2 separate regions of the Homo sapiens genome follow, and region 1 is linked to region 2. A link is a loop called in an ENCODE intact Hi-C map of the cell type or tissue named here. Cell type or tissue: transverse colon. All regions are shown on one strand. Each heading gives the region's core, and the rest is flanking DNA. Links, peaks and the distances in the headings are about the cores only.

Evidence for each region. Peaks named below come from ENCODE experiments on the same cell type or tissue, not always from the same donor. Only the 100,000 strongest peaks of a DNase experiment are listed, where the experiment ranks them.
Region 1: it touches region 2 in a loop (13-fold over the local background); 1 of 110 quality-filtered maps calls a loop at or near these places.

Annotation. Positions count from the first base shown.
Region 1 is chr12:79,986,258-80,002,951 of GRCh38, forward strand. It overlaps the pseudogene SNRPGP20. Among named protein-coding and RNA genes, the nearest start is that of PPP1R12A-AS1, 59 kb to the left of the region's middle. In transverse colon, for the core only: no CTCF peak of the experiment used is centred there; no DNase peak of the experiment used is centred there; H3K27ac peaks cover 327 bases.
Region 2 is chr12:80,057,949-80,074,642 of GRCh38, forward strand. It overlaps the pseudogene RNU7-106P. Among named protein-coding and RNA genes, the nearest start is that of OTOGL, 33 kb to the right of the region's middle. In transverse colon, for the core only: no CTCF peak of the experiment used is centred there; no DNase peak of the experiment used is centred there.

The DNA of each region.
Region 1 (16,694 bases), core at 4,366-9,365, 72 kb before region 2:
TTATTTTGAACAGATCTGTAGCTTAAATATCTCAGAACACATACCATCCTTTTTTTACTCTGTATCCCTTAGGCAACAGCAATGTGTTGAAACTCATTGTAGGGGATAGCTTTTGTTCTTGCCAACTGAATATCCATGAAGTCTATCCATGAAGTAACTTTCCTCTTGAGTACCATCCACCTCTTCCCCTTCTCAGTCTTGCAGTGTAAGTCATGAGGGTAGGGACCAATTCTCAGAACTGTTTGCTGGATTTTTGCAATACACCCACCCTCACCCCCCGCTGCCTCCTCCCTGACACCCCCTGTCATTGCATTTGAATCCTAAGGCATCCTCAACCTCACTCCAGCCTTCAGGGCCAATATTGAAAAGAGGCAAGAATCATCTAAAGAATTCTATGATGCAGCATCATGATTTTTGTTCCTAAATTGGTTTCTGACTTTGTGCCTCAGTTCTAATGATGGGTTATCCACCTTGATAGCTGGGTCCTGTCACTGTATGTAACTTGTCTATTCTCTGAAAACCTGACACTTTGCCTTACTCTTAGTTGATACTAGAGATTTAGATTATGACTGCATCAATTGTCTGACTTCGCTGGTACTACTGACCTGATTTACTGGCTCTCTTTACTTTTCTGTAAACTCTTGGGAAACTGATCTATAGTCACTAGGCATCTCATGATTAAGAGTGTTCCAGGCTAGGTGCAGTGGCTTATGCCTGTAATCCCAGCACTTTGGGAAGTCAAGGTGGGAGAATCGCTTGAGGCCAGGAGTTTGAGACCAGCCTAGGCAACAGCAAGACCCCATCTGTGACTTATTTCCTTGTAAAGACCACCTGAGGAACTACTTTCCTATGCTACCCCAAATTGTTGCAATGTTCCAGATACTCACTATTGCCAACTCACTGGGACATCTCTGTAGCTGAGTTGAATCTGAATGTCTGCCCCACTTCTGTAGATGAGTCTCTTACTAGAGGCCAACCCTTACTCCCTCGTTTTTTCCTGCTGCTGACTGGAACATAGCTAGTAGAGTCTCAAGACATGTAAGACTAACTTTTTATTGTCTTTCCCCATGTCTAACAGGGCATCTTGTTCAGAAAATAGTTGAATAAGCATGGCCATTTGAAAATTAGTATCAGATTTCACTTTGTTTGAGGGGTCAGATTGATTTACCAAATGAAAACTTGTACCTTGATATCTGTTTTAAATGAGAAAAACTTGAGAATAATGAGTCTACTTCTTCAAAATTTATTATGAAATAAAATGTCAAAAGTTCAAGTTCAGAATGATGTATATTTAAATGCAACATCCAACTTGTTTCATTTTGGTGCTAACAACTTTTGAGTACGTTCCATGAAACCTCAAACAGCTTTTAAATTTTGTCTTTAATTTTGCTATTAAACTATTTCATAGAGACTACAAAGAAAGAAGGAAAGGCAGAAAGAGATAAAGAAAAGGAAGGAAAGAAAGAAGGAAGGAGGAATGAATGAAAGAAAGAAGGAAACACAGAGAAAAAAGAAAACAGAAAGAAAAAAAAGAAAAGAAACCAATTGGGTTCCTTCGTAGTCCCCTGATGGGTCTATTAGTCTCTGGGATCCTAACTCTATTGTAAACACAATATTTGGGAATTTATTTTGAAAGAACTAGAAATTGGGTTTAACTAACATTATTATGTGTCAAGTTTCAGTTGCCAAAAACATTCTGTCCATAGAGAAAAAAAATAGATTGTTTTGCTTCCTAAGGAAATGCATTGAATTTGGAGTATGATGACTGAAAGTACATTGTGTTGGAAAGTTAAATGCAAGTTAACCAAATGCACATGGCATTGAAAATTTCTCTAAATGTTCTTTGTGGATTTCGGTATACAACCTTGGCACCCCCCACTTCTTTTTTTTTCTTTCATCTTTTCTTTTTTCTTTCCTTCCTTCCTTTCTTTCATTTTTCTTTCTTTTTTTCTTCAGATAAGCTTATCAGCCTTTCATAGGGATGTTTTCTGTATCTGGGTCCTAAAGTAGCAAAATAGATTTAGCTGTGAGGGAGTCAATGCAGAAGGAAAACAGTAAGATAGTATGCAGAACAAAATACTGCTATAATTGCTTTAAACGCGGCATCACGAGCTATTTGCATTTTTGTCAATTTGCTTAATTAAGCAACAGAATATTAAAAGTAGCTTTCAAGGGCCTCTCTGTCTCAGCCCAAAGGCAGACATGCAAACAAATAATTAGGATATAATGTAATGGCAAATCATAGTGGAATGAGAGACAAATTGTCTCCTGGATAAGTGAGTCATGAAGGCTTCAACAGTATAAATGATGTTTGAACTATGTCTCAAAGGGTGATAAGAATGTGCTGGATGGAGAGGAAAAGAAAGGCATTGTAGGGCAGTGAATAGCTAGAGCAAAGGCACTAAGCTGTGAAACTGCAGGGCATGTTAAGGGAAACAGTGAATGACCTGGTGTGGTTCTAGAAATATACTATGTTGGGAAACATATACTATGTTGGGAAAAGGGTTCTTGGCATGATGTGACTAGAAAGATAGATTGGAATCAAATGATGAAGAACCTTATATGTAGATCATATGATTTGGGACTTGATCTCAGGGTCCTCTGAAGTTTTTTTTTTTTTTAAATTCACCATATGTTTAATATTAAGAATACACATTTTTTTTTGTCATAGTGAAATAGGCCTTTTGGAGAAGGGACATCTTGGAGTAATTGATTTCTCTGCTGAACTCGGCCATTATTTATACTTTTTCTGAGGTTTCTAACATGATAATATTTCCTTCCATTTATCTACCACCATTCCGATATTGTTCCATTGCCCACTAGTTGTGATCTCCACACATTCATCAAATATTCATAAAGGGATCAGATCACCACAGTATTCCTTTGGCATGTCTGACACAACTTAATTTTAATGACTACTTCTTGTGCATAATTTTTTCTCTCCAGGAGGGTAAGCTTTGCTTGTGCTACCTACTCACCAGGCTCAGAGCTGCCTTGAAATAGAATTTGCAGCCTTCCTCATGTGCCTGTGGTATCATCAACCCAAACTCTCACAGCTTCCTTAATACCCAGCCAATTGCCAACATCCTCTTTCTTCAAGCAACTGGTGATTATCATTGCTTCCCAGAATGTATTTGATCCTTAGAACATCCATAGTTTAAAAAAAATCTTACTAACCAGGCAGTTAACATCCTTTTCATGGTCATCCATGGCTTGGTGGCCTTGGACATATGACCTCCATGTCAATTCAAGCAAGTTCTGCACCCCTTTTAGAGATTAGACTAACTTTTAATAAATATTTATTGAATACCCATTATGTGAGGGATGTCATAGGCATTGAAAGACAATGATGAATAAAACAAATGAGATATCTGCCCTCAGGAGTTTATGGCCTGTAACAGGTGTTGGCAAACTACACCCCGTGGGTCAAATCTGGCCCACCATCTGTTTTTGACTATAAAGTTTTATTGAAACACAGCCATATTCATTCTTTTGTGTATTACCTGTGGCTGCTTTTATGCTACAAAGTCAGAGTTACATAGTTGCAACAGAGGCTATGTGACCTGAAAATCCCAAAACATTTACTATTTCACCATTTACAAAGAGAGTTTGCTAATCCTTGGCCTAAACCAAGCTTCTTGAACAATCTGTAATGAAAGATTAGTTAAAAACTTAAAAAATTATTGTAGACATGTTTTCTAGCTTTTTATAAAAATGAGTTTTTAGAAAAACAAACAAAAAAATCAAACATACAAAATACAAGCTCAGAATACTATGTCAAATTGTTTTACAAGTTTCTAAATACTTAATCTAGTTTCTGTATTTATCTCCTGGATGATGAGTAATAAATAGTTCGCAGACAAGCACCCGTGAGCTTTGAGACCACACTGTGAGTAGTGCTAGCCTAGAAGTTAAGACAGAAATCAAGCAAATAATAACACTAATAATTATCCTAGATCAAATTTTACTAATAGCTATGATAAAAAATCATAAAGTGATATGCGGCTGAATTTTAGGGGAGACCAAGACAGGGTTTTATGAAGGGATGAACTTTGAGCTGAGATTATAGAGTGAATGTGAATTAACCAGACACAAAGTGTGTCTTTGCTGGGGTCTGATGATGTTAAAAGAACAACCATGGCAATGGAAATACATGTGCAAAAGCCCTAGGTGGGAATGAGGCAGGAGAACAGGGTCTAGAGGCAGGGAACCTAAGGCTGTTTCTTGCCGACTTCCTAGAACTAAAAAGAAAGGAAAACCCTAACTTTCCATGCCTAAGTAACAAAAGGACCAGAGGCTACTCCCTTTGCAAACCCCCCATCTTTTCTGGGCGGCCGATGGGAAATTGGCTGTCGGCAACAAATCATACTGCCAGTCTTCGTTTGCAACTTTGTAACTTCACTCCAGCCTCTGAATGGTTGCTGTCCACAACCAGTCAGACTGATTGCGGGCGGAGTCTTTGTTTGCATAGAGGTATAACTTTGTAACTCACCTTAGCCTCTGATTGGTTGCAAAAAGCAATGTTTGCACAGGAGTGTGAACTTTATAATTTCACTTCAGCCTCTGGTTGGCTGCTTTCTGCAACCAATCAGACTGATTGCGGGCTACCACTTCATTTACATGAGGTGAGTATGAAGTGGCCAATGGGAAACTTCTAGTGGGTATTTGGACCCAAGAAGATTCTGTATCCTGGCCCTTGAGCAGCTGTTGGGGCCCCTCCCACACTGTGGAGCGTACTTTCATTTTCAATACATCTCTGCTTTTGTTCTTTTGTTGCTTCATTCTTTCTTTGCTTTGCTGGGCGTTTTGTCCAGTTCTTTGTTCAAAACGCCAACAACTTGGAAAACTTGCAGTCAAGACCCTCTACTGGTGACAGGCAGAAACTTACTATGTGTCTGTAACTGTTTTAAACACTTTATGTATATTTCTCCTTTAATACCCTCTTCAGTCTATAAGGTCATTATCATCATCTCACTCATGCTTTTCATCATAAATTAAGCAATTCATTAACATGCCCTTTTTATCATCTATTTTATATATGAGAAACCTGAGGAGTAGAGATGTGAAATAACTTATTCAAAATCACTTAGATGGCTAGTGAGGCATAGAGTTGGAATTGGTTTCCAGGGGTATTTGATATCACAGTCTGTGCTTTCATCCATTGTGCTATGCAAGTATCATTTTTAATCATAATAACCCATGATTTCAACCCTGGAGGCATTTGCCTCTAGTTTCCAGCAATCCTAAACAACTATCTTAATTTTACTGTCTTCCTTGGCAAAGCTAGAACATATAATTAGCTTTATCAAATTTCCAACAATTTCCACATAAGTGGAGAACCAGGCTAGTCAATGAAGACTAGAATTAGGTGCCACAGCCTTTGGTAGCACCTAGTAGAAGAGGTATATGGCTTGTATCAGAATTAGGTTTATCTGTGAGTAATAGAAACCCTAAATGACACTTGCTTCAAGACTCTAACTTGTTTCTTTATTATGTAAACCTCCCCAGACGAGAGCTTATCCAGAGCTGTATTCCAGGAAGTCACCAAGGCCCGTATCTTGTGTTCTGACATCTGTAGCAAGCCATCTCATAATCCAAGATGACTGGACACTGTATTCATTTCTCAGGGCTGCTGTAATAAAGTCCTACAGACCAGGTGCAGTGGCTCACACATGTAATCACATCACAGCACTTTGGGAGGCCAAGGCGGGAGGATCACCTGAACCCAGGAGTTTGAGACCAGCCTGGGCAACCTAAGGTGACCCCTATCTCTACAAAAAAAGATTTTTAGGCCAGGAGTGGTGGCTCATGCCTGTAATCCCAGCACTTTGGGACACCAAGATGGGGGAATTGCTTGAGGTCAGGAGTTTGAGACCCATCTGGTCAACATAGTGAGACCCATCTCTATTTTTTTTAAAAATATAAACATATATTTATATATACTATATGATTATATGTAATATATATTATGTATTAAATGATATATAATATATACTATATAATATATATGTTAAATATGTATACCTTTAGCCAGGCATGATGGTGCACACCTGTACTCCCAGCTACTCAGGAGGCTGAGGTGGGAGGATCAGTTGAGCCTGGGAGACTGAGGCTGCAGTGAGCTATGATCACGCCACTGTACTCCAGCCTGAGTGACAGAGTGAGACTCTGACTCTAAATAAATACAGTGCTACAAGCTAGGTGGTTTAAAATAACAGAAATTTGTTATCGTAGCTCTGGAGGCTGAAAGTTCAATGGTAATGTGTCCGGAATTGGTGGATTCTTGGTCTCACTGACTTCAAGAATGAAGCCACGTACCCTCGCGGTGAGTGTTACAGTTCTTAAAGACGGCCTGTCCGGAGTTTGTTCCTTCTGATGTTCGGGTGTGTTGGGAGTTTCTTCCTGCTGGTGGGTTCATGGTCTCCCTGGCTCAGGAGTGAAGCTGCAAACCTTCGCAGTGAGCGTTACAGCTCTTAAGGCGGGGCCTCTAGGAGTTGTTCTTTCTTCCCGGTGGGTTTGTGGTCTCCCTGGCTTCAGGAGTCAAGCTGAAGCTTCAGACCTTTGCAGTGAGTGTTACCGCTCATAAAGTCAGGGTGGACCCAGAAAGCAAGCAGCAACAAGATTTATTGCAAAGTGCGAAAGAACAAAGCTCCCACCCAGAGGAAGGAGACCCAAGGGTTGCCACTGCTGGCTCCAGCAGCCTGCTTTTATTCTCTCATCTGGCACCGCCCCCCCCCCCCCATCCTGCTGATTGGCCCATTTTACAGAGAGCTCATTGGTCTGTTTTACAGAGAGCGGATTTGTCCGTTTTGACAGGGTGCTGATTGGTGTATTTACAATCCCCTAGCTAGACATAAAGGTTCTCCAAGTCCCCACTAGACTCAGGAGCCCAGCTGGCTTCACCCAGTGGATCCTGCACAGGGGTCACAGGTGGGGAGCTGCCTGCCAGTCCCGCACCATGCGGCCACACTCCTCAGCCCTTGGGTGGTCGATGGCACCGGATGCCGTGGAGCAGGGGGCGGCGCTTGTCGGGGAGGCTCAGGCGGCGCAGGAGCCCACGGCGGGGAGAGGGGGGAGATTCAGGCAGGGCTGCAGGTACAGAGCCGTTCCCCGCCGGGAGGCAGCTAAGGCCCAGCGAGAAATTGAGTGCAGCGCCGGTGGGCCAGTACTGCTGGGGGACCCGGCGCCCCCTCCGCAGCTGCTGGCCCGGGTGCTAAGCCCCTCATTGCCTGGGGCCGGCAGGGCCCGCCGGCCGCTCCGAGTGCTGGGCCCGCCAAGCCCACGCCCACCCGGAACTCTAGCTGGCCCGCAAGCACCGCTGCAGTCCTGGTTCCCGCCCGGGTTCCCGCCTGTGCTTCTCCTTCCACACCTGCCTGCAAGTCCAGGGAGCCGGCTCCGGCCTCTGCCAGCCCAGAGAAGGGCTCCCACGGTGCAGTGGCGGGCTGAAGGACTCCTCAAGCACAGCCAGAATGGGCGCTGAGGCCGAGGAGGCACCGAGAGCGAGGGAGGGCTGCCAGCACAGTGTCACCTCTCAGTAAGGCCTTGCCATCACCAAGGTTTTCTCTGAAGAATGTGGGAGATGCTGCTACTTTGCCTCTTCTAGCTTATGCTCTTTGCTGGCATTCCTTGATTTCCTTGGCTGGCAGATCCATTGCTTTTATTTCTGTCTCTGTCATCACATGACTTTGTTCTGTCTGTGTCTCTCCACATCATCTGCCCTCTGTGCCTGTCTTTGTGTCTTCACATGGCATTCTCCCTGTGTGTTTCAATTTTCCTCTTCTTATATTTCTTCTTCTGGAAATATAATGACCTATTCTTAACTTGGTTAAACCTATAAAGACCTGTTTTCAAATAAGGTAACATTCACAGGTACTGGGGATTACGATTTCAGCTTTTTTTGTGGGGAAGGAGGAGGTTGTAACAATTTAACCCATAACATGTTCCAAAATCATGTTTACATTCCAACTTTCATAAATAGGAGATCATGCCTCTTTCCCTTAAGAATACTTTCTATTATATATGATGTACAGAAAAATTCTGCTTATACTGGTCCTGTATAGGTGCAAATGAGTTGGTCAGCTTTGTGCCCAGCTAAATCAGAGGTTCTGGTACTAAGGAAGAAGGAATGCATCCATATTGAATGACAGCAAGCAGTACCTGCCATATGGTCTACAATTACTCTTCACACCTGCTACACTTTGTCATTTCTTGATCTATTGGATTGCAATGTTTGACACTCCCACAGAAAGCTACTTCATCACACACATCACCTGTTTTAGGCTGGAACAGAGATGTAGGGCTCCCTGGAAGTTTTTAACAAGCCACTACCATGGTGTAGTGGGGAAATACAATTGGAATCGGATTGTAGTTGTATAACTTACTGATGTGATCTTGAGCTATTCAGTAAGCTCTAAGTCTCAATTTCCTCATCTGTAGATTGGGGATAATCATTTCTGCCTCATGTAATTGCTATATGGCTTCAGTGGGATAGTATTTGAAAGTTCCTGGCACAAATCAGATACGTTTTAACTGTTTGTTAGATACGGATCTAGGAAGGAGAAGCAGGAGGAAAAGAAAAAAGGAAGGAGGTGGGGGAGAAAAATGGCTTTCTTGACATAACAGTGTCATTTAAAGAGAAGCTTGAGAAAAATGGATATTTCCTTAAGTGTCCTTTTAAGCAAGTCATGGTTCTTTTGAGAGAACAATGATCTACCTACTTTCAGCAGTTCTTTTGATATGATATATAACCACCTCACGCTATACTGAATTATTATTTGAGGAGTAATTCTCAGCCTTGTCAGAAAGAAATATCACTGAACAGATAATATCACAAGCCCCTAAGAAGTGACAGCTATTGTGATTGCAGTAACTTAGAGGAGTCCAAATGATTTTTTGGGCATTATATAGGTAAAACATACAATATTTCTGGCAGGCATTTTTTATTTTATTTTTAAGTTCTGGGGTACACGTGCAGGGTATGAAGGTTTGTTACATAGGTAAATGTGTGCCATGGTGGTTTGCTGCACCTATCAACCAACCCATCACCTAGGTATTAAGCCCAGCATGGATTAGCTCTTTTTCCTTATGCTCTCCTTCCCCTTCCCCACCCTCCCCCAACTAGCCCCCGTGTGTGTTGTTCCCCTCCCTGTGTGCATGTGTTCTCATTGTTAAGCTCCCACTTGTAAGTGAGAACAAGCGGTGTTTGGTTTTCTGTTCTTGTGTTAGTTTGATGAGGATGATCATTTCCAGCTTCATCTGTGTCCCTGCAAAGGACATGATCTCATTCCTTTTTATGGCTGCATAGTATTCCATGGTGTATATGTGCCACATTTTCTTTATCCAGTCTACCATTGATGGGCATTTGGGTTGATTCCCCATCTTTGCTATTGTGAATAGTGCTGCAGGGAACATACGTGTGCATATATCTTTAAAATAGAGTGATTTGTATTCCTTTGGGTATATACTCAGTAATGAGATTGCTGGGTCAAATGGTATTTCCAGTTCTAAATCTTTGAGGAATTGCCACACTGTCTTTCACAATGGTTGAACTAATTTACGTTCCCACCAACAGTGTAAAAACGTTCCTAATCTTCCACAAGCTCGCATTTTTCGAGCATTTGTTGTTTCTTGACTTTTTAATAATTGCCATTCTGGCTTGTGTGAGATGGTATCTCATTGTGGTTTCGATTTGCATTTCTCTAATAATAAGGAATGTTGAGCTTTTTTTCACATGTTTCTTGGCCACATGTATGTCTTCTTTTGAAAATTGTCTGTTCATATCATTTGCCTATTTTTCAATGGGGTTGCTTGTTTTCTTCTTGTAAATTTGCTTAAGTTCCTTGTAGAATCTGGATATTAGACCTTTGTCTGACAGACATTGTAGCAAATAGAGTCAGCTATTTGTCCCACAATATACAATCCCTCTCCCTTTCCATGTATGTAGTCAGTCAAATTTTTAGCTGGGACACATGGCCACCTACCAAATGACATTTCTCAGCCTTCCTTGCAGGTAGGTGTGGCTATATGATCAAACATTTGCGAATGGATATGAACATAAGTAATGTATGCAACTTCTGGTCATTTTTTGTTTGTTTTTTTGTTTGTTTTGAGATGGAATCTTGCTCTGTCTCCTAGGCTAGAGTGCAATGGTGCCATCTCGGCTTGCTGCAGCCCCCACCCTCCAGGTTCAAGCGATTCTCCTGCCTCAGCCTCCTGAGTAGCTGGGATTACAGGTGCTTGCCACCATGCCTGGCTAATATTTGTAATTTTTAGTAGAGATGGGGTTTCACCATGTTGGCCAGGCTGTCTTGAACTCCTGACCCCAGGTGATCCACCCACCTCAGCTTCCCAAAGTGCTAGCATTATAGGCGTGAGCCACCACACCTGGCCCTGGTCATGTCTTTAAAAGGGAGAGATATGTCCTTCAATTTATCTTTTCTCTTTCCTGTTACCTGGGATGTGGATGTGGTGTTGAACATTTTTTGACATGGGCAACTACTTAGGACAGTAGAACAACAAGATGACAGAAGCCTGGGCCCCAATATCAAGGAGCTGCTCTTCCAGCCAAGTTTTGCTTAAACTTGGATTGTTACATGAAAATAAACTATTTTGCTTAAACCACTGTTATTTTGGGGTTTTATTATAGCAAGTGAACCTGTATCCTAAAAATGACAGGTTTTGGTAACCTAAAAATGGGCACTGACTGAGTGGCCAGGCAGTGGGTACAAGAACACAGTTAATATCATCTGGAAGGCTGTCCACATTTATTATACTGTGGAAAAATATTTGGAAAGCTGTCATCCACAATAACTTGGAAAGCAGACCAAATGCTCTTGGAAGCCATAGCTTTAAAAGAAAAGGTTAAAAAAAATTCAAGATGTTGGAATGTATTGGCTGCTTCTTTACTTCTTTCAGTAAAGTTTTCAAAACAGATATGGATTGAGTCCAGTTGCAAACAAAGATGAAAGAGAATACAACTTTCCTAAGAGAAGACTAATCATTGAGCAATTTAGGGCCCCCAGAAGGTTGAAAGAACCAATTGCTTCTGCAGTACAAATGAAAGTAATGACAAGCGGTGGCTATGAGGAATAGATGTGGCAGGAAGATAGTTTCAGTTCCTCTTTACTACCAGCTCTCTCCCCAGCAAGTCCAAATAAAAATAATAATGTTTTCAAACAGATTCTCATAAGTGTTCAATAAGGCATCTTTTACAATTTTTAATTTTTCCACTGGGACTAACAATTTAAAAGGAGTGTTCTTACTATTCAAATAGAGCCTTAAGTAAATTCAGCCAGTCCAAAGATCTTCAAAACAAAATATGCACATTCTTGGGTTACAAGAATTATTCCCAGGGGAGCACTTGGACACATATAACTTTAACTTTCATGTTTATTATTTCAAAAATTGAACTGCCTGAGAATTTCCCCATGGTCAAGAGCCATTGTACTTCTTTATTGTCTTCCCTTTCACAATTGCCCTTGTCCCACTAAACTTCGAAAGGTCTACTACCTCTCTCCCATCTCCAATCTTATAATACTGTAAATGTACAATACTTTATGATATTTGCAATGATTTATGGCTAATACATATAATAACCAGATGATTTTTAATGAAACACTTAGACCATTGAGATCATAGAGAAAAACCTATTTACATAATTTCAATTTATATACATAGTTTTATTGCAAAGAAATATGATGAAGGTGATCAATGTGAGGGTGTAAGCACAAAAATATATTAACGTACAATTCTGTGAGGGAGTGAAAAGGAAACATGAATTCAAGGAGCAAAAGGGACTATTAAAGAGCAACTTATTGACATTTAGAAAAATGAATGATGGTAGTGTTAAATCACCATATTATTTACATTCTTTAAGTAATATAATATTTTTAAAATATCAATATATACAATATGTTGGAATTGCCTCTTTTGCTACTAGTGGTTAGACTTATGAGAACATTTTTATATTTAGACTTTAAAACGTTTGAGGGACTTCATAGTATCTAAATGTTCTTTAATTGTATATTCCAAGCAAAAATGTTTTAAGAGCACATTTCTTTCTTTTTCTTTTTTCTTTCTTTTTTCTTTTTTTTGAGACGGAGTCTCACTCTGTTGCCCAAGCTGGAGTGCAGTGGTGCAATCTCGGCTCACTGCAACCTCCACCTCCTGGGTTCAAGCGATTATCCTGCCTCAGCCTCCCCAATAGCTGGAACTACAGGCACATGCCATCACACCCGGCTAATTTCTATTCCCCATTACACCTAAATTACTCCCCATAAGCCCCTTGTAGATGTGGAATTATGGCCCCTTGGTTTGCTCCTGAGCAAATAATCCTTTGTTTGGAATTGTGGATGACTCCTGGATGGTTGTATATTGTCTAGGGAGCCAAATGAGATCAGCAGAAGTTTTGTCTGCATGAAGTATAGAGGAGGTTAAGCTTCAGACTTGGGCATAATAGATGGGCCTTTCAGTTTAAGTATAAACAGTAACAGTAGGTTATTTGAGGTGAAGAAACATACATGGAAATGGCAACAATGTGCGCCTTTCTTCTTTTTATGAGGCTTTCCTTTTCAGAAAAGTTGAAAATATAACTTTCTCAGTCCTTCCATATTTGATACTGTCACTTGGAGATAATCTTGCTGAAACAGTGTTACTCTACATGTTTTTCTTGTATCCAAAGCAAATACTAGTTTCCAGATCTTTGTATTTTTCAAATAGGACTGTTAGAGTTCTCAATTATGAACTGCATTCATTCTGCTATAGCTAGAAGGCTTGGCAAGTGTTTTATAACAGAACATTGTATACCTTATTAGGTTTGTTACTTTTTTTTTTTTTAAACAGTGGAGATTTGGAAGAACAAGTCAATGGAATGTTTTATTAACACTGTAGCTTGATTTTCTAATAAGGAAAAAATTATTAGACCTGTATTAGCACACCGATCAATTCTTAAAATATATGAAGATAAGGATTGAGTGTTATATTAATAAAACTTTAATTTCTCTTTAGCAGAAGAAATTTCCTCTCCACTATAGTTTGTACTTATTGTTCCTGTTAAAGCCAACTATAAAAGACTAACAAAGCATGTTATAATTTGTCTTCTAACTGGAATATATTGATTTTTTATGTTTTACCAATTTTCCCCATGGAAATAAGAGAAATAAGTCTTGCATTTACTTTACCTGTGGAGTTGAATATTCAGTAGGGACTCTTATCCTGCCATATTTCTCTGGGAACTGCTCATTCTACAGCAGGAATGTCTCCCTCTCCTAATAGTCTTATTTCTATGAAAAGACCCACTTCCAAAGTACTAAGTTGATTGGACCCAGGATTGGAGCTTTCCTCCCCTTCTCAACCTAAGCTGAGCCAATCTGATTCTCTTTCAGGAATTTAGCAGCAGGGCTGAGAGACTGGAATTTGTTCTCTACCTGTGACTGAGCCTTTTGCTTATTATCTTGGAGCTGAGGACATAGCTTGCCTTTGCAAAAGAAAAGATGTCTGATCCCTAACATTAATCGAACCAGGAGCAAGAGTACAAATGGTGGCTCTCATAACTGTGTTTAAATATTTGAAAGGCCATAAATTAAGAAAACAAACTACAAATAAGTTTTTTTTTTTTTTTTAAGACGGGGTCTCACTCACTCTGTCGCCCAGGCTGGAGTGCAGTGGCATGATCTGGAGTGCAGTGGCATGATCTCGGTTCACTGCAACCTCTGCTTCCTGGGTTCGAGTCATTCTCGTGCCTCAGCCTCCTGAGTAGCTGGGACTTCAAGCACCTGCTACCATGCCCAGCTAATTTTTGTATTTTTTGTGGAGATGGTTTCACCATGTTGGTCAGGCTGGTCTTGAACGCCTTATCTCAGGTGATCCACCCCTTTGGCCTTCCAAAGTGCTGGGATTACAGGCGTGAACCACCACACCCAATTCAAAATAAGATCTTTTCTATCTTTATATCTTGACAAATAGATTTTATAACTACGTAGGAGGTGAGGTTTGAACATTTGAAACTCTGTGACCCCTTGGAATTTTACAATGGAAAGTGACTTTTGGGGGAGAGATGCCACGTGGTCTTTTCCCTTTTCCATCAAGTACCACTAAGGGCCACACACTGCATGTACATGGACACCTCAGGATCCTATCCAAGCACCATCCACAATCCCCCCATACAGTTGCCCCTTGACTATGCTTTGGGACCAGAGGGGCACACTGATGGAACAGTCTGCTCTTGGGAAGACAGACCCAGGGAAGAGGCTAGTGCAGGCCTTGGGAATAAACTCAGGTATTTTCTTCCTGAAAATTCTGGGGCCTCAAGTACCCACATCATGTTGTAGAAGGGACTATGTAGACTCTGGAAGGACACAATTTCATAAATGCGTCAGCTCCTTGAGTCATCGAGAAGGGCGTAGATAGGGACAGGAAAGATTGGGGCCCGCTAAAGGCCCTCTTTCATAGCGCTGCTGTTTTTCTGCTCATTTTTTTTTAAAGACACCATGGCATTCTTATATAACATTTCTCCATTTATCTTAAGCTAGTTTGATGTGGTTTATATTAGTTGTAATAAATGAAACCTAGCAAAATCAGGATGCCCAACTAGGAGACTTTGAATTGCTGATCCAATTAGAATTTTATTACCTGAATTTATATATTTATGATGCTTTTAGTGTACAAAGTGATTTCATATTCACTTTATAATTCCCACAGTACCCTATGAGGTAAAAATCTCTTCCCCTTTTGCAGATATAGAAACGGAAGCTCAACTAACTTGTTCAACTTGCCAAACAAGATTCCTTATGGATCTATTTCTTTCCAGACATTGATGTGCCTAAAGAAAGCAATCAGTAGGTGCTAACAGTAAAGCAAAGTGCATGTTAATAGGAAAGCATCTCTTCTCACAAAAACTATTAAGAAAAGAGAAAAAAATAGGCAAAAATATCATTTTTGAAAAATAGACAAAAACATCATGCAAATGTTAGTCAGGTGTGGTGGCCCAAGCTGCAATTCCAGCACTTTGGGAGGCCAAAGTGGGCAGTTGCCTTGAACCCAGGAGTTCGAGACTAGTCTGGACAACTTAATGAAACCCCATCTTTACAAAAAATACAAAAATTAGCCAGGCACAGTGGTGCACAACTGTATTCCCAGCTACTCTGGAAGCTGAGGTGGGAGTATCACCTAAGCCCAGAGAGGTTAAGGCTGCAATGAGCTGTGATTGCGCCACTGCACTCCAGCCTAAGTGACAGAGCAACACCCTGTCTAAAAAAAAATGCAAATGGTAAGAATCAGAGACTTCAGCTGGTAGTGTCCTTTCATTTGGTGGCCTGCACCCGGTGCTAAGCTAGAAGTATACTTTCTAAGTGTGGGTGTGCAAGATGTAAAGCCAAGAAGGACTTTTTCCAGAGTCAATGGGAATTTGGGATGGGGAGGGGAAGCAGGTATTAAATCTCTAACTGAGGTATGCAGGGATTCTACAGGTAGCTGGTTCTATCTCTGGTTACAGAATGAAAACAAAGGTGTGGAATGTGGGCAGGGCACTCTTCTCTGGTTTTGGCAATCTGCCTCCCTGAAAATGGAGTTGGGGCAGATGCACAGAGCATAAGTCTACTGGTATTTAATAGCACCTTTGAGCAGCCCAAGGAATGGTGGTGGTTGTATGTATGTATGTATGTATGTATGTGTGTGCATATGTGTGTCCTTCAAGCCAACTAATACACTGCAATTATTATGGTGTATTCATTTTCACACTGCTATAAAGATACTATCTGAGACTGGGTAATTTATAAACAAAAGAGGTTAAATTGACTCACAGTTCCACATGGCTGGGGAGGCCTCAGGAAACTTACAATAATGGCACAAGGTGAAGGGAAAACAAGTACCTTCATCACAAGGTGAGAAGAGAGAAAGAGAGAGCTCAAGGGAAACTGCCACTTTTAAACCATCAGATCTCGTGAGAACTATCTCACTATCACAAGAATAGTATGATGGAAACCACCTCCATGATCTAATCACCTACCACCAGGTCCCTTCTTCAAAATATGGGAATGACAATTCAAATGTGAGATGAGATTTGGGTGGGGACACAGAGCCAAACCATATCATTCCACCCCTCTCAACTCCCAAATCTCATGTCCTTTTCACATTTCAAAACCAATCATGTGGCTGGGCGCAGTGGCTCAAGCCTGTAATCCCAGCACTTTGGGAGGTCGAGGCGGGCGGATCACGAGGTCAGGAGATTGAGACCATCCTGGCTAACGTGGTGAAACCCCGTCTCTACTAAAAAATACAAAAAAAATTTAGCCGGGCGTGGTGGCCGGTGCCTGTAGTCCCAGCTACTTGGGAGGCTGAGGCAGGAGAATGGCGAGAACCCGGGAGGCGGAGCTTGCAGTGAGCCAAGATCGCACCACTGCACTGCAGCCTGGGCGACAGTGCGAGAGTCTGTGGGCGACAGTGCGAGAGTCCGTTTCAAAAAAAAAAAACAAAAAAACCAAACATGCAATCATGCATGACTTTGGAAAAGCCATAACTCATTTCAGCATTAACTTAAAAGTCCAAATCCAGCTAGGCACAGTGGCTCACACCTGTAATCCCAGCACTTTGGGAGGCCAAGGCGGGCGGATCACGAGGTCAGGAGATGGAAACCATCCTGGCTAACATGGTGAAATCCTGTCTCTACTAAAAATACAAAAAATCAGCCGGGCATGGTG
Region 2 (16,694 bases), core at 4,260-9,259:
TTTCCCATATCCACTCCTCCTTTCATCCATTTATTATATTGAAGCAAGCAATATTTTCAAATGCAACTTTAAGTATGTTAATTCCTCTCTATGCACCACTCCCATCACTTTAGGGACTTCCCATTGCTGTTTTAAATAGAAGCCAAAATTATGAAGCGAGCCTTCAAAGGGCTCCTATGGTTTGGCTTCTACCTATGTCTCCGGCCTACCTTTACTCTACTCTACTTTTTTCCTCAATTCGTACATCCAGTGACATTGATTTTTTTTCTTAGTTTTCCTAATGGACTCACAGAGAGTCTCACAGCGCTGTTTTCTCTACTAGAAATATTCTTCTTTCATTCTTCAGCTGATTAGCTATTACTTCTCCTCCAGTTCTCAGCTCAAGCCTCATTTTTTCAGATAAGCTTTCCTTAAGTCTCTCATGTAGGTGAGGCTCTTATAGCCTTCTGTTCTATTTCTTCATAGCACATAGGTTAGAATGTAAATGTATTCCCATTTATGTGATTATTTGACTAATGTTTGACTCCCCTACTAGTAATCTCCAAGAGTATAGGACACCACTGTCACTTTGCAATGTTTCCAGAACTTGGCACATTGCCTTACCCAGAGTAGGCCCTTAATACAGTACATGTTTGTTGAATGAATGAAAATCTCCTAGCCAAAGTAACGGATAAAGTTGTTAGCCACCAGCCAATATGCTTTTCTTGGTGCTAAACTTTTGTTCTAGGCTACTTAAGAGGCTCTTGGTTCAGCCTATTGGTTGCTTCTGGGGAAGAGATTGTTTAAAGTCTGGGTAGTCTGATTCCATGCACTAACCTCAGTCAATCTTGTTCTAGGAGCTACATCTGGTTGCTTTCTCAGAAGGTGCCTATTGCCATAATAGACCTTGGAGAACAAGAGGCTATTCTCCACTTCAGCCCTCTCGTTTATTTACATTAGAGATTAAATAACATTCAATTTGAATCTTTGGTAGATCTAAGAAAAATAAAACCTACTCACACTGTGCTTCTCTGATTATTATGTTTAATGCCATTATAAGCACAATCCTTAGTAAGCAAGCCCTATCAAATGTGCTGTTAACGCTAATTGAGTAGCGTTGTAGGAAAGTTACCTTAGGAATGTTCACTGCAGCTAACTGGTGTTGCACAAAATCTAAATACTTTGCTCATATAAGCTCATGAATACTAATGGCTTTGCTTGATTGGAAAATTCTCAAAGTGATTTGCCAACACACAGAAAGTTCACCAATACTAGCCAGGTCTGAGGCTGCAGCTGGGGGCAGCTGTTTAATGCAGCACAATTAAGCCTTTCAACATGCAAATGCAAAGGAACACCTTATTCAACTGGAGCTTCAGGGGAAATTTAGAAAGGCATATGCAATTATGCAAATTGGACAGTTTCCAAAGAAAGAGTTGGCCAACATCTTTAATTTAGCAAAGAGGGTCATTATCAATTTTTATATATAAATCTCCATCTGTCCTTGGAGAGATAATGAGTCCCCTAGGATACAAAGTGAAGAGATGTTTTTCATGGAGAATCGGTAATACAGAAACAATAATATTGATGCCAAGATACATATAGCATCTGCTATCAAATAGACAGCTATACCGCACATAATTAAGCAGTGCTAAGCAGTGGCCAAGGTCTAGAATTTTCATTATGCATGAATTTTTATTTTTGTGTTGTGAATAGCTCCCTGGCAAAAGTGGATAGAAGATAAACATCACTTGGCATGTTGTCTCCCAAAAAATGGCTTGGAAAAAAATCCAGTCAAACATCTACAAACAGCCAATGTTTAGAAAATAAATGTTAATAAGTATATAGTTATAATTTTTCTTATTGTCAAAGTGGAAACCTGAATTCAGCTTTCAGTGAAAAAATTATTGTAGTTTCTCTTATATTTTTGTTTCTTGGGAAGCAAAGGGAGCAACTAAAAAGAGTTTCTTTTTTATGTCAAGAATAAATCGATTCGTTCAATATATAATCATTTTATTGGGCACCCACAATGTGCAAGGCAATGTATTGGGTGTTAGGGCTACAACAGTGAGCAAAACTTAGACACAGTCCCTGCCTTGGCATTTATAATGCAGTGAGTATGACAGGCTATAATCAAGTAATCACACAAACAACTGTAAAGCCACAGCAGTGGCAAGGCATATCAAGGAGAAGTACTTAGTACAGTGCTATGAAGATAAAAAATTAATCTAATGGTTAGTTTGATGTGGTCAGACAGGTCAGGGAGAGCTTCTCTAGAAATTGGAATTTTGAGCAGCATGGGGAATAAAAAAACTTGCCTGGCAAAAATGAGAGCCTATGTGCTATCTCTGTGGAGGGAGGTTGTCTGGCATGTAGGGAGAAGTGAAGGAAGGCTAACGAGGCTGCAGTGGAGAGAGCTCATGGCAGGGTATAACATGAAAGGGGGTACCAGGGACTAAACCAGGCTGGGCTCTGTGTATCATGTTAAGGTGTTTGGTCTTTCCCTTCAGAGCAATGGAAAATATTAAAGAGTTCTAAGCAGAAGTTTCCAAGGTCCAATGTGTATTAATTCCTGTTTAATGTCAATTCCATTTATATTGTCAATATATATTTGCTAAAACATGTGTGGAATAATAACCTGTATGCAGGATAACTGCATATTTTACTTTATGTCACATCTTACATTTGAGGTATTTTGAAAAGGAAGTTTGATGCCCTCTTCGCCACCATTTTGAGAATGATTAATAAATTAATTAAATTGAATTTATTGAAATCTTAAAACAGCTTTGCTTTTTAAGTATTGAAACAACCTTGATCACTAAAAGATTTAAGAAAGGTGAGGACTAATAACTATTTTCAGTTTAGGTGAACAGAGGATGTGAAGCCAGAAATAAAATGATGGGGATGTGTAGATAAGAAAGTGAAAAATATAAGATTAAGTTTTGGTATTAAAAAATATAAAAAGTACAAAGTCAGGTGTGAGTATTAAATGACAATGTTTAATCTGAATGAATGCAAAGGAGCTACTTGGAAAGCAAAATGAATGCGGACAAATGATATGTTTTTGAGCTTTTCTTTTTTTTCTATTTTGCCAGCTTTGCATCTTTTCCTTTTGGACGGAATCCTTTCTGCACTGTTAGTCCTTCCATGTGATTTGAGTGAGACTGACCCTGCCTACCAACCCAGGGGTGGCCAACCAGAGTACTCTATTTCCTGGCTACAATGATTGACTTAGTGAGGAGTCTGTGATCCCAGAAGGTACCATAGGAGTCATTCTTGTAATAATTTTTGAAGCTAGTGAGAAAGATGTGTTCTGTTTTTTGGGGGTGGAGGAGTGGGGTGAGGAATAGCTATTGTAACAATAGATTAAGATTCAAGTGTTCTCCTTTGCCACTGATAAGGAAGAACTTGCCTGAAAAAGAAGCCAATAGAAAGGAAAGCCGAGTCAAGAAATGGAGAAGAAGACAGATTGCCAATGACAAAAGTTAACCTTCTGGAATCAGCTACATATTGAAATTTCCTATTATGTAGCCCAATCAATTTTCTTATGTGTTTAAGCTAGATTGAGTTGAGTTTCCATCATTTGAAGTTACGAATCCTTTCTTTGCACCAAAGGTGCAAAAAACTTATCCCAGATCAGTCTAACCATCTGTCTTCTCTCTACACCTGGGATCTTAAAAATACTTATAAAAAGTGTTATAAGAACAGCTCAGAGATGCAAAGTTCTGCCAGAGATCACATAAGCTTGTGGGTTGGTGCTATGACAGCCATGGTTCACAGCACAGCTGGGACCTCAACACTACTTGGCAATATTTATTTATTTACATACATATTTTTAATTGACAGAGAAAAATTGTGCATATTTGTTGTGTACAACATGTTGTTTTAAAATAAGTACCCTAATGCTAATGGTTAATTAAGCTAATTAACATATGCATTACCTCACATCCTTTTTTTTGTTGTGGGAACACTTAAAATGTACTCCCAGCAATTTTTAAGAATATAATACATTGTTATTAGCTATAGTCACTATGTTGTACAATAGATTTCTTGAATGTATTCTTCCTATCTGAAATTTTATTCTTTGACCAGCATCTCGCCAGCCACCCCACCTTTCCAAGCCACTGGCAACCACCATTCCATTCTCTACTTCTCTACTTCTGTGAGTTCAAGTTTCTTAGATTCCACACATAAGGGAGATCATGTGGCATTTGTCCCTCTTGTGCCTGGCCTATTTCACTTGACATCATGTCCTTCAGGTTCATCCGTGCTGTTGCAAATGCCAGGATTTCCTTCTTTTTTAAAGCTGAATTGTATTGTGTATACATACCACATTTTCTGTCCATTCATCCATTGATGGACACCTAGATTGATTCCATACCCTGGCCATTGTGAACAACGCTGCAATGAACATGAGAGTGCAGACACTGGCAATATTTTTTGTTTTCTGGTTAGGGTGTCTCCCATTCCCTCAATATTTATCTATTTTGTGAAAATCTCATTATGCCCTCTATCCTGCCAATTCTGTCTTCACTCTTAGTGTATGAGGTTGCCTTTTTCTTCACTGAGAAAACTGAAACCATCTGGTAAGAATGCCCTGCAACATCCTTTCTACCTGCCTACTTGGCTCAGCATCTGCACTCATCCTTTCTTCTTTTCCTCTGGGCACACAAGAAGACATGTGCTTCTCCCTTCTCAAGATAACTCTATGTTGCGTTTTGTTTTTTTTTTCGTCACCTCCTTTTGGACCTTGCTTTGTCAATCTGCTTTTCTTCTGCATTATCAATCTCTTGAAAGACATCTCAATTTCTTCACCTTTCATTCACACCTTAACTTGCTACAACTTGACTTCTGCCCCAACTCAAATTGATCTGCTCAGCAAAGCTCACCAATGGCTTCTATATTGCCAGATCTTTTTTCTGATCTTCATTGACCCCTCTTCAGCACTTGACATTGTTAAGGGCTTTTGCTTTGAAGTGGTCTTCTTCCTTATATGATTTGCCATGAGCCTTCTCTCTGATGACCTTTCTACTCTAGCTTTCAGGTTGTTTTATTTTATAGCTCACCGATGAAGACTCATTCTGCCTCATGACGTGCACTAACTAATAATAATAACTCACATTTATTGAATGCTGATGTTGTGCCAGGCTCATTGGCTTATGAAATTATAATAACTCTTTGAGGTAGGTGCTATAATTATCCTTGTTTACAAATTGGAAAGTTGAGGCTAAGAAAGGTTATTTAATTTGCTCAGGGCTATGCAGCTAGTAAGACATGGAGTCAGGCTGGAATCCAGAGTCTGCTTTATATGACTTTAAGTAATGAAAGTATAATACACAACAGAAAAGTGGACAAATGCTAGAAAAGAACCTGATGAACCTTCACAAGGCAAACATGCTTGTGTAGCCAGTATGCAGATGGAAGAGCAGAATGTTCTCAGCTCTCCAGAAACCCCCTCATATCATCACGGCACTTCACAAAAGAGCAATCAATATTCAGAGTCTAACACTACAGGTTAGCTTTGCCTGTTTTCAACTTTATATAAATAGGATCATAGAATCATACAGCATATATGTAAGATTAATTTATTTAGTGGTGAAAAGAAAAGCTCATTTATTGTTATTATATTTTAGAACATCATTGTGTAGATACACCACTATTTATCTGTCCTGTTCTTGAATTGATGTTTGGGTTGTTTCCTGTATTTTTTCTACTGCAAATAGTGCTATGAATATTCTTGTACACATTTTCTGATGGACAGTGTATGAGTGGAGTTGCTGGGTCATGGGTCATGCCTATACTGGTTTTAGAAGTGCTGCCAAATGATTTTCATAATTGATTTTGTCCTAAGGATTGAATATTTCAGATATTATATACCCAGAATAAATCCGTTATCTCCCCAGTAGAATAAAAAGGTTTCTCTTTTTTATTGCTTATATCTCCCACCTGTGCTCTTCATCCAAAATTTATTTTTATATGTATGGAGGGTACTTTTATTCATTTCATACTCAACATGTATTATTACATTGATCAAAATCTTTACTGCATTCACTCCAAAAATAGAATCTTGACCGGAGTGAAATTCTTTTCAAGTATGCTTTATTCTCTTCTTTCTTTATCCAGATGCCACAGGCACATTTGTTAGGAGTTCTTACATTGTAATGTTGCTCTTCATGTGGCTGCCTTTCATTTATGTATGCTGAAACATTGTTCATGAACATTGACATGGTAGTCAAAGATGTCATAGTCATACCCTTTTGTTAAAAATTTTTTCCTGGGGTGGGAGGGAGACACACGACTTTGCTTCAATATTGCCACAGCAAGCAATTACTGTTGCACAGTGCTGTAATTGTTATTCCTAGTTGGACCAGCTGACTCAAACCCTAGAAAACCATGTGTGATAGAATATATACTGCCAACCCAGTAGTTTTCTGTAAAGGAAGCCCATTGTGAAGACTAATTTTCCACTGTAGACTTTTGAATAAAGTCTCTCTTCATTCTTTGAGAGATTCCTCTATCCCACAGATATGCATAAGTTAAAGTCTTGCATTACTCAGCTGAAATGTTATGTGAACATATGCAAGCAAAAAGTCTCCAAATAATGTCCTCATGTGTTTGGCGGACTTGTATTTACTTCTTGATTGCATCACTCATATGCTCTAGCTATCTCTTCTACCATTTTATCCGCTGGGGATAACACTTACCCTGTCATCCATTCCCACTGTTAATGTTTATCAACGAAGAGAACAAAATAATCTATATTTTGTTCTTCTTCCATGAAATACCCTGTTTTTTAAATATATGTAATATTAAGCAGTTTATTAGTACATACTCTGGAAATACATAGCTCATGATCTTCAAAGCATTAGGGAAAAAATCTTTTGTTGAGAATGAACGCTTTAATTTAATATAGGGGCATTGTGGTATAATACAGTGGTGGCTGACATTCAGAGTTCCAGAAATTATTTTTCTACAGAAGTAATGTGGAAAATATGACTAGAAGTGAAATCACTTTCCACCTTTTAAAACTGAGCATAATTATCCACATTTACTGTTATCCACAAACTGGTAAGAAATAAAAAATCTCCTAAATTGATTTTAAGTGTGACTGATTAATATTCTTTAAATGTTACAATACTGGATCAAGACAGCCAGAACTGGCAAAAAAGCAAGAGTTATGCTTTAACGATGTTTATTTTACTCTAGTTTGAATTACTTGTGTCTGATGTTCAATCCCAGGAAGTCTGCTGTTTTCCTTTTGCATGTTGTGATAGGTGTCTAATAATACCTACGTTATGAAGGTTGATTAAATAGCAAATAAGAGGAATTTCCTGCTACTGTATTGTTCATGTCTGTTCTAACTCTAAATGCTCTGCCATTTTTCTTCCCTCTTTTTCTTTCAATAAGTTATTTGAAAATCTTTAATATTTCCCTTCACTATTATATTCAAGCAAAGCCGACTGTTTAGAGAGCCTCTAATTAGCTTCATTCAGAGAGCAATATTTTTTCTTTTTATATTTTTATTTTCCCGAGAGGGCAAAATCTGTTGTAAATTGGTAGCTGGTACAGTTAACACCTCACTTGGACATTCATGGAGGGAGACCAGGGTTTAGAGATGCTAGCCCAATCTCTTGGTTGCTGTGTCATTATGATAAAATTACTAAAATGTATCAGTTTCTTAATTGATAAAACAATACCTGTAATAATGGCTCACATTTACCAAGCCAGGAACTATTCTAAGCACTTTATTTACATCAACTAATTTAATATTTACAGGAATCCCTGTGCTAGGTATGATTCTGCTCCCTGATTTACAGACAAACAGAAAATACTATTATTATCTCAACTTTGTGGATAAAGAATGGAGATCCAGGGAGGTGAGATTACTTGCCCAAGCAACACAGCTAGTAAATGGCAGAGCTAGGAGATCAACTGGAGCGCACTAAACTATCTCTTAAGCAGGTTAGGTTGTGAGAATTAAAGAGATAATTCTGTGAAACACACATCACAACAGTAAATTTACCTAATAAGTGCTCAATAATTGGTGATTATTATTATTTTCATTGAGCCAGCAAGGAAGGAATAAGGCATGTCGGTGAGCATAGGAGGTAAGATGTCTGTCATATTCATTGCAGATATCCCTCCCATACCTAGAGCAGTGCTTTAAATGGATGAATGATGCATGCATAAAGAGTCATCTTAAGGCATCATTAAACTGGACAAAATTGATAGAAACCCTATATAAGGGTACAAAGTGTTTTAAGAGTATCATGAATGTCCTGATTCAATTAATGGTCCTTAATGTTTCTAGAGTGACAATAAAGTTGAGAAAGGGTTGTAGGATTAGGAGAAATAAAAATAGGCTATGAGAGAAGTCCTTAAAAACGTTACTATAATAATAATTTTGTCAGTTTGTTTTATTAATTGTAATTATGTCTACTAGAAAAAAGGGATTAAAAAAGAATGAAAAGAAAAGACAGGAAAAGAAACCCACAATAAGATGTTAAGTAGCTGTAAATTTCTCATAGTCAAAAGAATGATCATGGTTTGGGTTCCTGGATTTAAAAAATGATGATTATTCTGTCTTCAGAAATTTTGTAAATCTGCAGCTATTTCCAATTACTTGTTGAATGAATATCAGAAATAATGCTAACGTAAAATTTTTTGTCAATTCTTCTTTCTATGAGAAGATTCACTCCTTTGAAGTGTATATATTCACACAAATACTTCTAAGAGCAATAGTGCTTTATAAAATAGTAATTTTAGTTTAATAGCTGTTTTGTTTTCCTTGGCTGATAATAATAAAATACCTCATTTAATTAAAGAATGCATTTTATTTTTTATAGTTCAGGATAACAAGTCAGCTTTTATAGGTACATGTAACTCAGCAGAAAAAATTATTGAACTATTGAAAAAGAGACAATTTATTTGTGCTTTTCTTAGCTCATGTGTGTTAGTCATCTGTAAGTTGCTCATACAGAAGAAAAAAAGGTAAGACCTCAGCATTAAAATAAGCATAGTCTCAATATTAAATCTCTTAAAAGTCCTGGGGTGGTTAAAACTTTTAATTCTTGAATGTTAGACTGTAATAAGTTTGGCTAATGCTATTTTTTTTTTGATGAGAGAATTAGATCATTAATTTCTGTAAAACTATTTTCTGAACTGCACCCCAAATTTTATGCCTTTTTTGGTATAAAGAAAGTTTAATTCTAAACAAAAATGAATTAAGGAAAATATGTAACAGTATGGTCATGATCACTTGCTTTTAAATAGTGGAAGAGAATGTCATCACAAGTCAAATTTGCTTAAACAATTACAATTGCTATAGACTGATTCTACTTGACAAATTTCTGCTTTCAGTATGCCAGTAAAGAAAAAGACAGGAATTTTTCCTGTTTGCTTTATTTATTAGTTTCAGCCTTGACAAAAAAATTACAAATCTGTATGCACATGGAAAAATGCATGTATAACAATCAAATTGGTTTATGTGCTGTGAATACCTTGTATGTGTATTTTAAAATTAGATACAACTAAACTATCAGGAAGAAAAATATTAGAGTTGATACAACTTAAGTTTTTATTATTTTCTTTGAGACAAATTAACCACTAGTACTTTATCCTCAAACATAAATAAAAAATTAGAATTCAAGGGTTTTCAGTGAAACATTTGCTAACATTCATGTGTTTTTGATTTGCCAGGCACTGTTCTAAGTGCTTTCCATATTTTAACTAATTTAATCCTCATCACAAACTTATGGGGTAGTTATTAATTATTCCTATTTTTAAGATGAGGAAATTGATGCACACAGAGGTTAAGGAGCTTTTCCAGGGTGACACAGCTAGTAAGCAATTAATTATTAATTAATTACAATTAATTACTAAAACATTTGGGGAACCTTTTTGTGCCAGGCCTATCTTAAGCAGCAGGGATGCAGAAGTGAATAGAATAGAAGGGAATAAAACATATTGAGGGTTTACGATTTTAGATAGGGTGGCCTGCAAACTTTCACTGGGAGGGTGACTGGGGTAAATAAGGAATTAGTGAAAAAGATCTTTCTCTGCTATGTGAAATGAAGGAATATTTCTAGGTATGGAGACCTTTAGGAAAAAAAAACTATTTGGTGATAAAGCAGCTTGGGTTGATGATTAATTATAAAATATTAACAGCAACCACAGTGCTGGTCCTAGATATTTTTTGCTTGCTCCTCTGGATCCCCCGTCTGCAGTTCTTCATGCTCCCTGTGCCCCAGGAGTTTGAGAAGTATGTGCTACTTCAATGAGCCATGTTGGCCTTTGGCTGCTGGTTTGGTTTGGCCAATATGAGTCCCAGCAAGAGCTGAAGGGAAGGAGGAGAGAGAGGGCAGGTGTTCATCCCCTTGCCACCTCCCTGAGGGGGTCGCCATTGGCTGGCTGCTTCTTTCTACCAAAGGCTGTGACTTCAGTCAGGTGGCTCCCTCCACAGGACTCTATCCTTTTGTTTCTCATGACTGTTCTTTTTCATCCCCTTCAGGCTTAGAATGGTAAAGATGTCCTCTTAGTACTAGGGGTGCAATTTCCATAGACCCCACCCACTCCTTTGGAAGGAATCCCTTAAGAGACAAATGCCAAATTTGAGTGTGATTTCCGTTTCCTAATGTGATCCTGACTGACACAGTTGACATATTAGCTACTTGGCTCTGTGAGTCTTCAGTGTAATGATTTTGAATTTGCTTGTCATCATAAAGTCCTCCAAACCAATGAAACTGTATAAAAGTGTGTATTTATTAGGTATCTTTTTTGGGGGGCAAAAACCGGAAAGCTGGCTAGACAAATTCTAAAAGAGCTGTAACATATTAGGTATCTAATACACTCAGTGCTTGCACTTTCCCTCCATTCTATCCCACTTTTAAACTGTTTATATGATTGACTCTGAAATCCCCTTAAAATTAACCTTGTCTTCAGAATAGTTTGGGTGACATCTGAGGACACTGCGGATGGACATTGTTGGAGCAAGGAAGTACTCAAATAAGTGGTCATTTCGAAAAGAAGCAGTACTTTTACTTCCAGGGAACAATTTTAGGAAATGTTAGGAAGCTGGAGACAAATTCCTGAAAAGTGAGACTAATGGAATTTTTAAAGGAACAATCAAACGTTCTTTTACCTTAAAAACCACGAAGGATAAGATTTTGAGAAAATCATTTTCAGTATTTGTATAACTTCAGGGGAATTATAGATCATCAATGGCATATAAATGATAGAGGCAATATACTTTAGAGGTTAAGCATATGGGCCCTGGAGACAGAATACCTGGGTTTGAATGCCTACTCTGCCACTTACTTGTTGGTTGACCTACCTTGGGCAGATTTCTTATTCTTATTCTTACAATAGTTCAGTTTCTTCGTCTGCACAATGGGATAACTTCCCTCCAAGGATGGTGTTGTGATAAACAAACAAATTAACACACGAAAAGCAATTAGAACAGTGCTTGACATGTAATAAGCAGTAGGAAAAATAGGTTTAAAAAGACATTTTAAAATCCAATCCAAATGAAATAATGAAAAATTATGTAGCTACAGAAATTAGAATGTTTTATAATAGCATTTCAAAAAATGTTCTAAAGATTGCTCAGTGTTGACTTTTTTATTACAGTATTATTAAAATATGTATAAATATTAAGTTAGATTTAAACTTCCAATGCTTGCTATATGACCATAAATCTAACATATGACCAATGGTTGCTATATGACCATAAATCTAACATAAATGTACAAAACTACAAACCAATAGAATATGAACTTGAGACATATATTTAATGTAATAGATACGTGGCTGAAAGGAAATTGTTGCTTGTTATGAATACTATTATAGCATAGAATCCTTTGGGTTTGATGTACCTATAAAATCTTATAATGGCTCAATTTTACCACCTTTTTAAAAGCTTGGATAATAAGGAAATCTTTGTGTAACCTGCCATGATACCGTTTTTGTCTTTACTTGGCCCAGATTAATCATTTTGGTACTCAGTACATTTTCGTTCCTTTCTCATTAGGCAATGACAAAGCAGTACTTCTTGCTGACAGTGTACTCATAAATACAAGCACAAACCCAAGCAGAAAAACCGAGCGGTAGTATTCAGTTAGAAGATCATTCAAATGATCCTCAATCTCTTTTTTAATTATCTTATTTTTATCTAAGTAAACACATGACACTAAAAAAGAATCCACAGAGAACTCTCAGACCCTGAAAAGCTTCCAAGGATCAGTTTCAGAAACAATGATTTACAGTACAGAATTTTCCCCTCAGAGACTGTAGATATTCATTAAACTAACTTCAGTAAAATTTTAGTGAAAACATATCTGATAGTCATGAAGATATTATGAGGCAGGTAAAGAATGAATACTTTAAAGAACAAAAAATGTGTTAAATGGATTTCTGGGAAACAATGCTATATGGAGCATTATTTACACCTTATAAATAATGCAATTTTCTAAATCATAATTTTTTTTTAATTTTTAATTTTTATTTTTATAGGCATGGGTTCTCACTAAGTTGGCCTGACTGGTTTTGAATTCCTGGCTTCAAGCAATCCTCTTGCCTCAGCCTCCCAAATGCCTGGGATTGCGGCTGTGAGCCACCACACCTGGCCCATAGGAATTCCTTTTAACCAATGAAATAATACTGTAATAATTTAAAAATGAGATGGCCCTGGGCACAGTGGCTCACACCTGTAATCCCAGCACTTTGGGAGGCCGAGGGGGGCAGATGACTTGACCCCAGGAGTTCGAGGCCAGCCTGGAAAACATGGCGAAACCTTGTCTCTACAAAAAATACAAAAATTAGCCAGGTGTGGTGGGGTATGCCTTAGTCCCAGCTATTTTGGAGGCTGACGCAGGAGGATCACCTGAGCCTGGGAAGTGGAGGTTGCAGTGAGCTGAGATTGCACCATGGCATTCTAGCCTGGGTGACAGAGGGAGACTGTCTCAAAAAAAAAAAAAACCCACAAAAAACAAAACAAAAACCAATAAATAACAATAAAAATGAGATGACAGATATATCACAGCCGCACAAACACTATATGTGCTTAAGAGTTTAAAAACATGTTAAGGTTCTGACTCATGTCATTCAATTTTGATCTACATTGTTGCATTTCTACAGTAAACCGAGAGTAAACTCAAATTTACTCAGTAAAATGAATCTTTAGCACTATCTTTCAAATAATCAGCAAGATATTAATGTCCTGATTTTCCATTAAGATCATTGTAGACATTATTCACCTAAGTGGGAAAACTGGAAAAATGAAAATTTGATCAGAAAATTAGGCTTTTAATTTTGATTTTAAAAAGTTTATTGCTATATGGATGCTACCATTAAGAGAAGTATTTCTACTAACATCTAATAAAAAAAGTTCCACATACAGGACGGGTGCAGTGGCTGATGCCTGTAATCCCAGAACTTTGGGAGGCTGAGGTGAGAGGATCAGTTGAGCCCGGGAGGTCAAGGCTGCAGTGAACTGTGGTCGAGCCACTGCACTCCAGCCTGGGTGACAGAATGAGACCCTGTCTCAAAAAAAATAAAAAAAATAAAAATAAAAAGTTCCACGTACAACAAAACAAATGAGAAGTAACTTCAATATCAATGATCAATGTCACTATCAATAGCATCATGACAGTAGCTAACATTTATTCGCTTTTCTGCCAAATGACAGACACATGCTAGTTGCTCTATCTGGGTTTTCTAATCGAATCCTCGCAATAACCTTGCGATTAGGTACTATTACACCCATTTTGCTGTTAAATAAGTAGGGTAGCCTGCCTGAAGTTACATGACCAGTGAATAGCACAGGTGAAATTTGAACCTGGGCAACGTGACTACTGAGCCTGTTTATGTGACCCTAGGATGAGAAGTTTCCTAAAATAGTTCACTGATTGGACCACTACGTACAAGTAAAATATTTTTTTCTGTCCCATTAATAACCCCCTTCTCAATATGGACTTCTTACACAGTTACTAGCTGAAACCATAAATAAGGCCTCCATATATTAGTATTTAGATTGAACTATTGAGAATGTCATTGCTAATAAAGTATAAAAAAGTCATTAATATCCCGTATTTAATAAATTTGCAGTTATTGAGAGTACTAATTTTTTTCATTCTCACCATTAAATATAACTTTTATTGGTGTGTCTTACATGCTCTTTATGAACTTGAGGAAGTTCCCCCCATTCCTAGTTTGCTGAGAGTTTTTTTTTTTTTTTTAATCCTTAAGTTCTGGAATACATGTGCAGAATGTGCAGGTTTGTTACATAGGTATACATGTGCCATGGTAGTTTGCTGCACCCATCAATCCATCATCCATATTAGGTATTTCTCCTAATGCTATCCCTCCCCTAGCTCCTCACCCCCCGATAAGCCCCAGTGTGTGATGATTCCCTCCCTGTGTCCATGTATTCTCATTGTTCAACTCCCACTTATGAATGAGAACATGTGGTGTTTGGTTTTCTGCTCCTGTGTTAGGTTGCTGAGAATGATGCTTTCCAGCTTCATCCATGTCCCTGCAAAGGACATGAACTCATCCTTTTTTATGGCTGCATAGTATTCCGTGGTGTATATGTGCCACATTTTCTTTATCCAGTCTATCATTGTTGGGCATTTGGGTTGGTTCCAAGTCTTTGCTATTGTGAATAGCGCCCCAGTAAAGATACGTGTTCATGTGTCTTTATAGTAGAATGATTTATAATCCTTTGGGTATAGAGCCAGTAATGGGATTGCTGGGTCAAATGCTATTTCTGGTTCTAGATCCTTGAGGAATTGCCACACTGTCTTCCACCATTTACACTCCCACCAACAGTGTAAAAGCGTTTCTATTTCTCCACATCCTCTCCAGCATCTGTTGTTTCCTGACTTTTTAATGATCACCATTGTAACTGGTGTGAGATGGTATCTCATTGTGGTTTTAATTTGCATTTCTCTAATGACAAGTTATGATGAGCTCTTTTCCATATGTTTGTTAGCTGCAAAGATGTTTTAGAGAGGTATCTGTTCATATCTTTTGGCCACTTTTTGATGGGGTTGTTTTTTTCTTGTAAATTTGTTTAGGTTCCTTGTAGATTCTGGATATTAGACCTTTGTCAGATGGATAGTTTGCAAAAATTTTCTCCCATTCTGTAGATTGCCTGTTCACTCTGAGGATAGTTTTTTTCTGTTATGCAGAAGCTCTTTAGTTGAGTTAGATCCCATTTGTCAATTTTGGCTTTTGTTGCCATCGCTTTTGGTGTTTTAGTCATGAAGTCTTTGCGCTTGCCTATGTCCTGAATGATATTGCCTAGGTTTTCTTCTAGGATTTTTATGGATTTAGGTCTTATGTTTAAGTCTTTAATCCATCTTGCGTTAATTTTTGTATAAGGTGTAAGGAAGGGGTCCAGTTTCAGTTTTCTATATACGGCTAGCCAGTTTTCCAACACCATTTATTAAATAGGGAATCCTTTCCCCATTGCTTGTTTTTGTCAGGTTTATCAAAGATCAGATGGTTGTAGATGTGTAGTGTTACTTCTGAGGCCTCTGTTCTGTTCCATTGGTCTGTATATCTGTTTTAGTACGAGTAGTATGCTGATTTGGTTACTGTAGCCTTGTAGTATAGTTCAAAGTCAGGTAGCGTGATGCCTCCAGCTTTGTTCTTTTTGCTTAGGATTGTCTTAGCTATACAGGCTCATTTTTGGTTCCATATGAAATTTGAAGTAGTTGCTTCTAATTCTGTGAAGAAAGTCAGTAGTAACTTGATGGGGATAGCACTGAATCTATAAATTACTTTGGGCAGTATGGCCATTTTCAGTATATTGATTCTTTCTATCCATGAGCATGGAATGTTTTACCATTTGTTTGTGTCCTCTCTTATTTCCTTGAGCAGTGTTTTGTAGTTCTCCTTGAAGAGGTCCTTCACATACCTTATAAGTTTTATTCCTAGTTATTTTATTCTCTGTGTAGCAATTGTGAATGGGAGTTCACTCATGATTTGGCTCTCTGTTTTTCTGTTATTGGGGTATAGGAAATCTTGTGATTTTTGCATATTGGTTTTGTATCCTGAGACTTTGCTGAAGTTGCTTATCCGTTTAAGGAGATTTGGGGCTGAGGCAATGGGCTTTTCTAAATGTACAATCATGACATCTGCAAATAGAGACAATTTGACTTCCTCTCTTCCTATTCGAATATCCTTTATTTCTTCCTCTTGCCTGATTGCCATAGCCAGAACTTCCAATACAATTTGAATAGTAGTGGGGAGAGAGGGCATCCTTGCCTTGTGCTGGTTTTCAAAGGGAATGCTTCTAGCTTTTACCCATTCACTATGATATTGGCTGTGGGTTTGTCATAAATACCTCTTATTATTTTGAGATATGTTCCATCAATACCTAGTTTATTGAGAGTTTTTAGCATGAAGGGTGTTGAATTTTGTCGAAGGCCTTTTCTGCATCTATTGAGATAATCATGTGGCTTTTGTCATTGTTTCTGTTTATGTGATGGATTACGTTTATTGATTTGCATATATTGAACCAGCCTTGCATCCCATGGGTGAAGCTGACTTGATGGTGGTGGATAAGCTTTTTGTTGTGCTGCTGGATTTGGTTTGCCAGTATTTTATTGAGGATTTTTGCATCGATGTTCATCAGGGATATTGGCCTGAAATTTTCTTTTTCTGTTGTGTCTCTGCCAGGCTTTGGTATCAGGATATGTTGTCCTCATAAAATG